Regions from separate parts of the Mus musculus genome. Here region 1 is linked to region 2. The links are chromatin loops, found by intact Hi-C in ENCODE. Cell type or tissue: heart. All regions are shown on one strand. Links, peaks and the distances in the headings refer to the core of each region. The heading gives the core; the rest is flanking DNA. Region 1 has its middle 15 kb from the start of Gm4278. Region 2 overlaps Lrch1 (leucine-rich repeats and calponin homology (CH) domain containing 1).

Region 1 (5,385 bases), core at 335-5,334, 230 kb before region 2:
ACATTCCCATATACTGAAGTCATCCCTCGATCACTCAGAACACCTAATAAACTGTGAGGTCTACGTAAGTGTTTTGTTATTCTGCATTGTTTAGGAACGGCCGGCAAGAAATGAAGCCAGTGCAGGTTCAGTTACATAGGAATTTAAACAACATCTTTGAGTCAGTGCAAACTGAATCTGTACATACAAAGTTACAAACAGAGGATCTACTTAGAGTTTTTGCCTGTTCTTTGCTTTGAACACAAATTCGCGCCTGGCTATTTCATTGACCCACCGGATGGGTATTTATTGTTCAGCGTGCTGAGCCTCGGGTGGATAGGAGTGAGCAGTTATTGGCCTCAAGACAGAAATTGCACTCATGAAACATGTCTGTTAATGAAAGTCAGATGAACACAAGGCAAGTTACCAGCCCTTTGTGATTGGGAAAATAATTATTTTAAATCAAATTTTAAGTATGTTTTTAAAAATTTTATACACGAATATTCTATTTAAATCATTTCCACCCTTCCTTCGTCACCCTCCAACTCTTCCCATACCCCTTAGCCTCCTCAAATGATTAAAGAAAACCTTTACTTCTTTAATTATTATTAAATTATACACACACACAGATGCACACACACAGATGCACACACACACACAGATGCACACACACACAGATGCACACACATCCTGCTGAGTCTGTCAGTGCTGCTAGTATTTATATGATCATGACTGACCACTAAAATTGGATAACTTACAATCAAGGGATTGATGCCTAAGTACCCTTGTGTGCTGACTAGACTTTTTGTCACCAGCTAGGGTCATCTGGGAAGAGGAAGCCTCAATTGAGAAAGTGCCTCCAACAGATGGGCCTGTAGGCAAGTTGATGGGGGAATTTTCCTCATTAATGACTGATGTAAGAGGACCCACGTCACTAGGGGTGGTGACAGGGTCCTGGGTGCTATAAGAACACAGGCTGAGCAAGAAGCCAGTAAGCACCATTCCCCACATGGCCTCTGCTTCAGTTTCTTCCTCTGGGTTCCTGCCTTCAGGACCAGACTTCAGTTCATGATGGACTGTGATGTGACATGCAAGCCAAGCAAACCCTTCCTCTCCAAGTGGCTTTTGGTTGGGATGTTTTAATACAGCAATTGAAAGTAAGCAGGAGAGATGGCTCAGTGGTTAAGAGCACTGACTGCTCTTCCAGAGGCCCTGAGTTCAGTTCCCAGCAAACACATGGCGGCTCACAACCATCTGTAATAAGATCCAATGCCCACTTCTGGTGTGTCTGAAGACAGTGACAGTGTACTCATTAAAATGAATAAACAAATCTTTTAAAAATGTATATAACAATTTATTCACATTATATTTCCATTGCCCTGGTTAAAAACTAGTATTTAACCTGGGAAACAGCTTAATGTGTAAAAGCTCTTGCTCTGTGATAAGGAGAACTGTGATGGTTTGTATATTCTTGAACCAGGGAGTGGCACCATTTGGAGGTGTGGCCTTGTTGGAATAGGTGTGACCTGGTTGGAGTAGGTGTGTCACTGTGAGTGTGGGCATAAGATCCTCACCCTAGTTGCCTGGAAATCAGTCTTCTACTAGCAGCCTTTGAATGAAGACATAGAACTCACAGCTCTGCATGCACTATGCCTGCCTGGATGCTGCCATGCTCCCACCTTGATGATAATGGACTGAACCTCTGAACCTATAAGCCAGCCCCAATTAAATGTTGTTTTTTATAAGACTTGCCTTGGTCATGGTGTCTGTTCACAGCAGTAAAACCCTAACTAAGACAAGAGCCCAAGTTTTAATCCCCATTGTCCACATTGATGATCATGGCTGTAATCGCAGAATGGGGATGGGGGCAGAGATAGACAGATCCTCCTAGCAACTTCTTGTTCAGCCCAGCCAAAGCACCAAACTTCCTGTTCAATGAAGGGACCCATCTAGAGGTTATAAGCCGAGAGCTGTAGTGGAAGACATCTGATATCATTGGGTCTCTAAATGTATGCATGTGGGTGGGTATGCATATTCATATGCCTATACATATGTGTCACACTAGGAGGAGGAGGAGGAGGAGGAGGAGGAGAAAGAAAGAAAGAAAGAAAGAAAGAAAGAAAGAAAGGAAGGAAGGAAGGAAGAAAGAAAGAAAGAAAGAAAGAAAGAAAGAAAGAAAGAAAGAAAGAAAGAAAGAAAGAGCACCTTGAAAGATGAGCAGCTAGTTGTCTGAGGGTTGAGGGAGACAATGATAGAGGAGCTACCAGGAAAAAAAGACATGTGCTAGATCCTGAATTCTTCTGGCCTTGACCTTCTGAGACTGTGGAATTATGAAAAGATCTTTCATCTGTGGTCTCATTACGCATTTACTAAAGCAACTTCATAAGCTTATACAAAAAGATTACAACCACATAACTATACCTTTAGCCTGTGGAACATTCTGATATGAATTTGCTAAGAGACATGCCAGTGAAAGCAGCAACGGGTCTCAAAGACAGCAATTAGGCATGATTGAATACACATGCCCCAGCAACACAGAACTTCATTACAGTTGTCTTTTAAATAGAAAACCACAAGAGGGCACCAGACTTCACTTTTCTTGAAAACAGCTACCATGCACTGTAAAGTTTGAAACAGGTCCCAAAGTTCAAGGGCATCTGGGGTGGGGGGTGGGGGAGGGAACCTTATTCTTTAATGTGTGCTTCTGCTCTCTAATAAAATTGTAAACATATATCTTCATGTAATTTTTCATGAATGTGGATAATGATATTGTTTTTCAAACTCAATATATATATATATATATATATTTTTTTTTAACTAAATTATTGTTTCTTGCATTCAGATTCAGGTCTAATAGTCTATAGCTGATGAACGAAGCAAAGAAACATCCAGATTGCTTCTTGATACTCATCTCCCAGCCTGGGTAGCCTCTGCTGGCCCATGGGAAGTTGGCTCCTTTGTTTATTTATTCATCCACTTAGCAAATCTTCCTTCAGGTTTTACTATGTGTGGGCAAGCTGCTGGCTGTTGAAACATCTGTACAAACCCAAGGGCCCTGCCCTCAATGAGTTTATCATCTAAAATGAACCAGACACATAAACAGACAAACAAGGAGTGGGCAGTGCTCTGAGGGCGTGGTGTCTATGCCACTGTGTGTCCCCAAAACCCCAGTTGTTGACAGTGTAGGGATAAGAGGCCTGGGGAACTGTGAGCTGGGCTTCAGTGTTAGTCCTGCCTGAGTCTCTGGTTGCGAGCTCTCTGACCTCATCTACCTCAGTTTACCCGTAGAGCTGAAACTGTTGCCCTCAATAATCTGAGACTCAAGCCTCGATATCAAACATGACATTTCAAGGCTTTCTTTTTTTATTGTGGCAAAACATGTACATATTTATAACCATTGAAGTGTGTGTGTGTGTGTGTGTGTGTGTGTGTGTGTGTGTTGCCATAATCTTAACCTATTTAAAGTGTGAAATTCTGTGACATTGAATGCATTCACCTTTTTGTACAACCGACACCATTTCTGGAATTTTCTCATTGACTCAAACAGAGACTTTGTCTGGGTCCCTAGAAGAGCCTCGCTGTTCTTTACCCAGCGGAGCTCCAGCGTTTACCCATCCTTGGTATCTGCTCTAAGGCCTCCTGCTAAGCTTCCTCACTCTCTAAAGAGTGGCAAAGGCCACCAATACCTCTGCTGCCCAGCTCTTCCCCCCACCAATACCTCCTCCTCTGCCTATGCTCCTCCCCCACACCATCCTCCTGGCTTTCTATCTTCAGGAGTTACTTCTCCTTTTCTAAGATTAAGGCTAAATTCCCAGGCGGCTTCTTACAGCAGTGAGACAGCTCAATGGCTCAGAGTCTCACTGTTTTCCTTATAAGTCCAGCTCCAGGGGATGAGATAGTCTTTTCTGACCTCCTTAGGCACCTACATGCACAGGGCATACATTCACATAGACAGACAGACAGACAGACAGACACACACACACACACACACAAAACACACACACACACCCAACACACACACACACACACACACACACACACACACACACACACACTCAGAGATCTTTTTAAAAATATGTAAAGCAAATTAGAACCACTTTCACTATTAGAGTTATGTGCTGGCGAGTTTTACGTCAACCTTATACAAACTGTAGTTATCTGAGCAGAGGGAACCTCAGCTGAGGAAATGCCTCCCTAAGATCTTGCTTATAGGCAAGCCCATAGAGCATTTTCCTAGTTAGTGATTGGTGGAGGAGGGCCCAGGCCTGGGCTGGTGGTCCTGGGTTCTTTAAGAAAGCAGGCTGAGCAAGCCAGTAAGCAGCACTACCCCATGGCCTCTGCATCAGCTCCTGCCTTCAGGCCCCTGACCTGTTTGAGTTCCTGTCCTTACTTCTTCAGTGGTGAATACAACACGGAAGTGTAAGGCAAAGAAACCCTTTCCTCCCCAGATTGCTTTTGGTCGTGGTGGTTCATCGCAATAGCGTAACCCCAAGTAAGACAAGTCAACTTGTGTAAAAGTGCATCTCCATGGATATATTTAGAAGGAAAACCTTTCACACATAAAATTATGGAAACCATACTTGGATACAAAATGTGAGTTTTAGCAATTAATAACAGGAATCCATATTATTACTTTTCACAGTGCTGAACAGTTACGAGTGATTTTTCTGTAACAAATCCTTCTATGCATGCCTTCGATAACTATGATGTTTATATTCATACTTAGAGTTTTTCATACAACCAATGTATTCATTTTCTTTTTATTTTTTAAAGATGTATGTATTTATTTATTTATTATATGTAATTACACTGTCGCTGTCCTCAGACACCCCAGAAGAAGGCATCAGATCCCATTACAGATGGTTGTGGGCCATCATGTGGCTGCTGGGAATTGAACTCAGGACCTTCAGAAGAGCAGTCAGTGCTCTTAACCTCTGAGACATCTCTCCAGCCCCATTTTCTTTTTAAAAATATTTATTTTTTATTAACTTTTACGTGTGTGTGTGTGTGTGTGTGTGTGTGTGTGCAGGTGCCCACAGGGGCTAAAAGTGTTAGTTCCGCCAGAGCTGGAGTTACAGGCAGTTGTGAGCCACCTGATGTGGATGCTGGGGACCAAACTGAATTCTCTGCAAGAGGCGTTCTTCACTTAAGGGCTGAGCCATCCCCTCAGCCCTCTTAGTATTTCTTACTAACTAGGTTACATTGACAGTAACACTATTCTCCTGGGACAATCTATATCTAAACTATTCATGTCTTGTTTGAATAGCACAAATGGTAGAAAAAAAAAACCTAAACTAGTCTCAAAGAGATCTCTTGAAATGGAATAGAAAATGAGATGGCAATGACTTTTTTTAGTAAGAAAATTGATTTGTGATATATTTTCAAAAGGTCACCAGTATCAAGTTC
Region 2 (5,385 bases), core at 178-5,177:
GATTTGTTAATCTTAAAATATCTCTTGTTGGTGCTGGAGAGATGGTCTATTGGTTAAGAGCACTAACTGCTCTTTAGGAGAGCCTGAGTTCTGTTCCCAGGACCCAAGCCACTAGCTTCTACTCCAAGGCATCCACTACCCTCTTCTGGTGTGTGTGTGTGTGTGTGTGTGTGTGTGTGTGTGTGTGTGTGTGAGAGAGAGAGAGAGAGAGAGAGAGAGAGAGAGAGAGAGAGAGGGAGAGAGAGAGAGAGGCAAGGAGGGAGAGAGAGAGCTTGCACATATAAATCTTTAAATTATCCTACCATCATAAAGGATTTCCATTATCATCAGCCCACCTGGTATTTTACCTGAGGGTATCAGGCTGAACCCAGAGGATACAGGCAACATGAGCCCTTGGACTCAGAGTAGCCTTTCATTTGAGATTGCTGTACTTAACAAGGAAGTTACAATAAAAAGCTAATACCCCAGCAAAATATTTAAAAGTATATATACATATAATATGCATTTTAAATGCTTTGCTCACTTGGAAATTGTATTTGTGAAATATGTCACAGATATTGTCAATCTTTAAGTTGAAAGCAAAATACAACTTATCTTTCTTACTGGCATATCAGTTATAATTCCTATTAATTTTGAACTCCATGACTTAAAATCCTGGTTCAGACTTGGCAGTAGTACATACCTTTTAATCCCAGTTCTCAAGGCAGAGGCAGGCAGATCTCTGTGAGTTCAAGGCCAGCTTGGTCTACATAGTAAGTTCCAGGCCACCTCCTGGTTTGCAAACTCAGTGCATATGGAAGCTGAATCCTGATAGCAGCAGGCTGTGAGGGCTGCCCAGAAATCTCAACAGCCAATTATGACACATAAATTCCACATAAGTAGAGATAAAACATGGGAGCAGAGGCATCCTGCTGTCTTTGAAGAGTAGTGAAGGGATTTAGATAATAACCTATTATGTGCCAGGCTTTCCTACTGCACATCTCAGAAGCCTCCTTTAGACTCTTCTGTTATATCATCCCAGGGCCCCGAAGGCAAGTTTGGAGGCTCTTGAATTTGAGGCCATTCTGAACTATACCATGAAGCCCTGACTCCAGAAGAAAAGAAAAGAAGAGAAAAGAAAAGAAAAAAGAAAGGAAAAGAGAAAAGAAAAGAGGATTGGAGATTCAACTTTAGATTTTGTATTTTTCCCTTAGTAATGTTTAAGCTCTAGGTGTGATGAATGAAAAGCTCACACTTTTGTGCCACTGATGTGCACATAATGCCACTTGGAGCACATAAGGCCACTTGAATATTAAGACTGTTCCAATTCAAGAGCAGTGTGCACATTGCACAGCCTGCGGTGGTGGGGTGTGATGGTGGATGGAGGTTCCTGTCCAGTTTACATAGGGCTCACTGGGGGCTCTACTTTTGTCATGGACTTAAGAACTTGAAGTAAGGGTTGACTCCTGCTATTTGCTAGTAAGCAGAAATGTGTGCTTCTTTCCGGTGCTTCTTCCGTGTGGTGTTAATTGTATGCACTCTCTTTCTGTTCTAATGGCTGCCCTCGGATTAGGCCGACCTGTGCTCTCCGTATGACATCCTGCAGTTGGATTTTCGTCACATTCGAAAGACTGTTGACACTCTGCTGGCCCTCGGGGAGAAACCCCCACAGTCAACTTCTGCCCTCCGCTCCAGGGACCTTATAGGCTTCTGTCTTATCCATGTTCTCCTTATAGTACTGGTCTATATCGCTTACCGCTGGAATGCTCTGTCTGCCTAACTCCTGCATGCGCATCCAAACGCTCTGCTCTGGCATCCTGGTCCAGCCCAGCTCCTCCCCCCATTGGAGCCTTTGCCTTGCAGACTCTCCCATCCCTGTCATCTCTTCAGTTAGCTGTCGAGTTTTGAAACTGAACATTTATAAGCCAGATTTTTCCTGAAGCACAAACTTTGTAGAATACAGTTCCCACTGGGTAATTTTTTGCATTTAACTAAAAGCGACAGCGACAGCGACAAAGCCTGTCAGTGCATACCTCATACTCCTTCACACTCGTGGTGTGGGCAGCGATGCTCCTGTAGGTCCTGCTCTCTCCCATGAGCCTCTGCTCTGTGCAGGAGGTAAGGAGAACCAGGACAGGAACAGGGTGGGGTTAGCATACAGGAGTCTTGATACTTGATTCTGGTCCTAATTCAGGACTGGCAGTTGATCTGTAGAGGGGTTGCCTTGCAGAGAAAAGCCAGCATTTGGGCTCAGTCTAATTTATAAACATCTCTAATGGTACCATTGCTGACCAAGCTGAGAAGTCGTATCTGGAGAATGACTGCTTTGCTGGCTGGTTAGTTGGAGTCCTCCCTGTTTGCTGCAAGGGGCTTGTGAAGGGCACCCAGGAGGATTGCAGCCAATGTCCACCAGAGCATGCCCTCTGTGCCCTCTGCAGGCCTAATCTGGGGAAGTGCCTTCCTGTTAGAGCGCCACCTGGTGGATCTGCTTAGCCCGCTTTTCCTTTTTATTAGGTGGTGTTCTGAAGCTGAGAAAAGGGTTTTATAGAAGGGATTTCTATTTTTGCATAATGTGACGGGGTCGCTTTACTTTCTTGGTATATTGAATAACTGCAGACCCAGAATGTGATGCATTTGACTCTTCAGTTTCAAATAAGTCTATGGATCCTGGAACACTCTTAGCACCAGGGGCCTTGGGTTACTATAGCAGCAGATGATAAGATCGCTCTTATTTTAGATGAATGTTTTTCCCCATTTACTTTGAATGTCCATTTGGCCTTTGATTTTTAGTAATATTAATGATCCAACTGTTTATTTTTAAGTCCGTTTTTAAAGGCTTGCGTATCGGCCTCTCAGCTTTTGGGGCAAAGTGCTTCTTTTTGTGGTTAAAGGAAGAAATGTTAGACTCTAATCATGTTGGCCCATATCTTGCTGAGTCTCTGGAAGCCTCTTTACAATGTGAGAAGGCCCTGCTGCAAGCTCCAGCCACATTGTCGGCTTCCTTTTATATCCTTCTTGCCGAACACTGCTTCTCGTGTTGGGAAGGTGGTGGTGTTAATGCCGTCAAGATAAATGTCCAGTTTGCTGAGATATGAACGTTCCTCAGATATGGCTGCTATGAAGATTATCATATTTTTCTGAACATATTCATGAGAACAGGGGAGATGAGATTCTGAGATGCCTCCATACTTGAAGGGTTATATTTATAGAATCTTTGCTGCTAAATCAGATATGATTTTAAAACAAAAAACAGAAAGCATTCTTTATGCCATAAGATGTTAGATTGTCTGAGCCTCTTCCTCCCAGCATTGTGTTGATGGTGAATACAGGGTTCGTGATGTGAGTTGTGTCTGAAAGCCACAGAGTTATGAGTCGTCTTTGGTGCTATCTTGTACTTTTCTGTAACAATAAAATCCCTTTGTACAGTGTCTGGTGACCACCCTGAGCCGTAAATTGCTTAATAAACACAATTGGGTGATTAATCCAAGCTTTTTATTTTTTTCTTGGCCTGTTGGTGCATTTATTCCTGGGTGCCCAGAATGATTCTTGGCATTTCTACCCAGCTCTGCCATGCATGGGGACTTTCTTTCAGTGTTTGCCACAGTTTGTTTGTTTCCATCTTCTTAATGGTGGGCAAAAGGAGAATTGAGAAAACGTGCTAGTTTGCTGGCTCAAGGAAAAAAAATAGCATCAATAAACATCAAGTGAGTAAAACAGTCCCATGAGATTAGATTGATCTTCAATGGTAGCTTCCCGAATATTTCTCCTCTGGCATCCCAAGGATGCCCTGGCTATGCTTTTCATCTTCCATGTCCTTAATTTACATCGAATGTGCTGCTCTCCGTGGGGGTTGCTGTGTGATATTTTTCATTATCTAGTATGGTCACTCCCAGAGCATAATCAACTCAACCCTTCAGGCACCACTTCGAGTGGGTCATTTTGCTTATTGTAAGCAAACCGTTAATTTCTGGTTGGAACACTGGGCCTCTCTGTGGTGCTCCTCCGCAGTTCCAGACAGCAGCTCACAAGCTTATGGGATACCGGCCATTGCCACACAGCTGGGGACACCTGACTAATCTTCCTTCAGGGATTCAGTTGTGTGATTTGTCCCGCATACCAGGGCCCCATCTTCTTTTAAGAAAGAGTGTTTTTAAAGTATTTCCTTCAAATACGTGATAAAGAGAAACAGCTGTTTACATTTCCATTTTGCAGTAGCCATTTGTGAGGTATCCCTTCTACTCCTGCAATGGGTAGAAAATGTTCCACGTAGGGTGAGAATTTCCAAAATGTATATGACCGTCAATTTTCATGGCTCCTTCAGGATTTCAGGCCCAAACCACTTCATTGTCCTTAACACTACAAAAAGGGGACCAGTAAAAAAAAAAAAAAAAGAAAAAAAAAAAAGAAAAAAATCCTTGTTGAATCCCAAGCAGGTCAACTGAGTGGGGTTTTTAAATACACTTAGTATCACAATGCTATTTGTATTGTTTAGTTATCTTCTGAATTCACATCAGTCCCAGTATGAGTTAAAATTTTAGGAGTCTGAGGCAGGTAAAGTGTTTATAGTTTAGGTAAAAACGTTTGGGTGCTGAGAAGTGCACCCAGGGCCTTGGCTTTGTGTCTCCATCTCCTGAAGAATAATTTAATATAATCATCTTTCACGGGCTTTGGTTTTAAAGGCTAGGTTTGAGACTTCAAAATTACCTTTCAACAGGCAACCCTTTGGGTAGGGGGTCCGTGCAATCTACTTTCCTTCCTGCCCTTGGCTTTTCCAGCAGTGTTGTTCATACTTGGTTCATTCAGTTATTCCTCATGTATTGAACGTGCGCTGTGTACTGGCCCTATGGGAGGTGCTGCAGATAAAATAGTGTTCAAGATCCAGGTCCCCATCCTCCGAAAGTTTGTAGTCCAGACCAGGTGTCAGCATACTTTATGATTTTTAGGATGATGGTCTCTGTTGCAACCAACCAGCTTGTCATTAAAGCACGGATGCCACCATACAGGATATATGAACCAGGGAGCTGGTCTGAGTGCCAATAAAACTTTATTCACAAAGAATAGAGGAGGAATCGGACTGGCTTGAAGGTCCTAGTTTGTAGACCCTCAACCAAATGGCTTCTTAGAAAGCAAAGAGGGTTTCCTTGAGAAGGGCCTGAGATGGGTCAATTACCGAATTCTGTGAAACACATAGAAAGAGGGCGTGGCATTCATGAGGGTCCATGCAGATCCCCGAAGCAGTAATATCTGCACTAAGATTAGAGATGTGTAAGCTAGGCGTGAGTGGCAAGGCAGTGGGAGGAAGGGGCTGGCGAGTGGCCTGGCTGCGATATGAAGAATAGTGGAAGAATTAGCAGGAGATTGACCCTGGGGGCAGAGCTAGACCTTTGCATTCATATGCATTAAGAT

The links. Peaks named below come from ENCODE experiments on the same cell type or tissue, not always from the same donor. Only the 100,000 strongest peaks of a DNase experiment are listed, where the experiment ranks them.
Region 1: a loop joins it to region 2, with 7 times the contacts of the local background. A loop is called at or near these places in 39 of 42 quality-filtered maps.

What each region holds. Positions count from the first base shown.
Region 1 is chr14:74,987,863-74,993,247 of GRCm38, reverse strand. No RefSeq gene overlaps it. Among named protein-coding and RNA genes, the nearest start is that of Gm4278, 15 kb to the right of the region's middle. In heart, for the core only: a CTCF peak has its summit at 2,541 (motif pointing right); no DNase peak of the experiment used is centred there; H3K27ac peaks cover 294 bases.
Region 2 is chr14:74,761,415-74,766,799 of GRCm38, reverse strand. The region is part of intron 18 of Lrch1 (leucine-rich repeats and calponin homology (CH) domain containing 1); the gene reads left to right. Among named protein-coding and RNA genes, the nearest start is that of Esd, 32 kb to the right of the region's middle. In heart, for the core only: a CTCF peak has its summit at 2,457 (motif pointing left); a DNase peak (open chromatin) is centred at 2,349.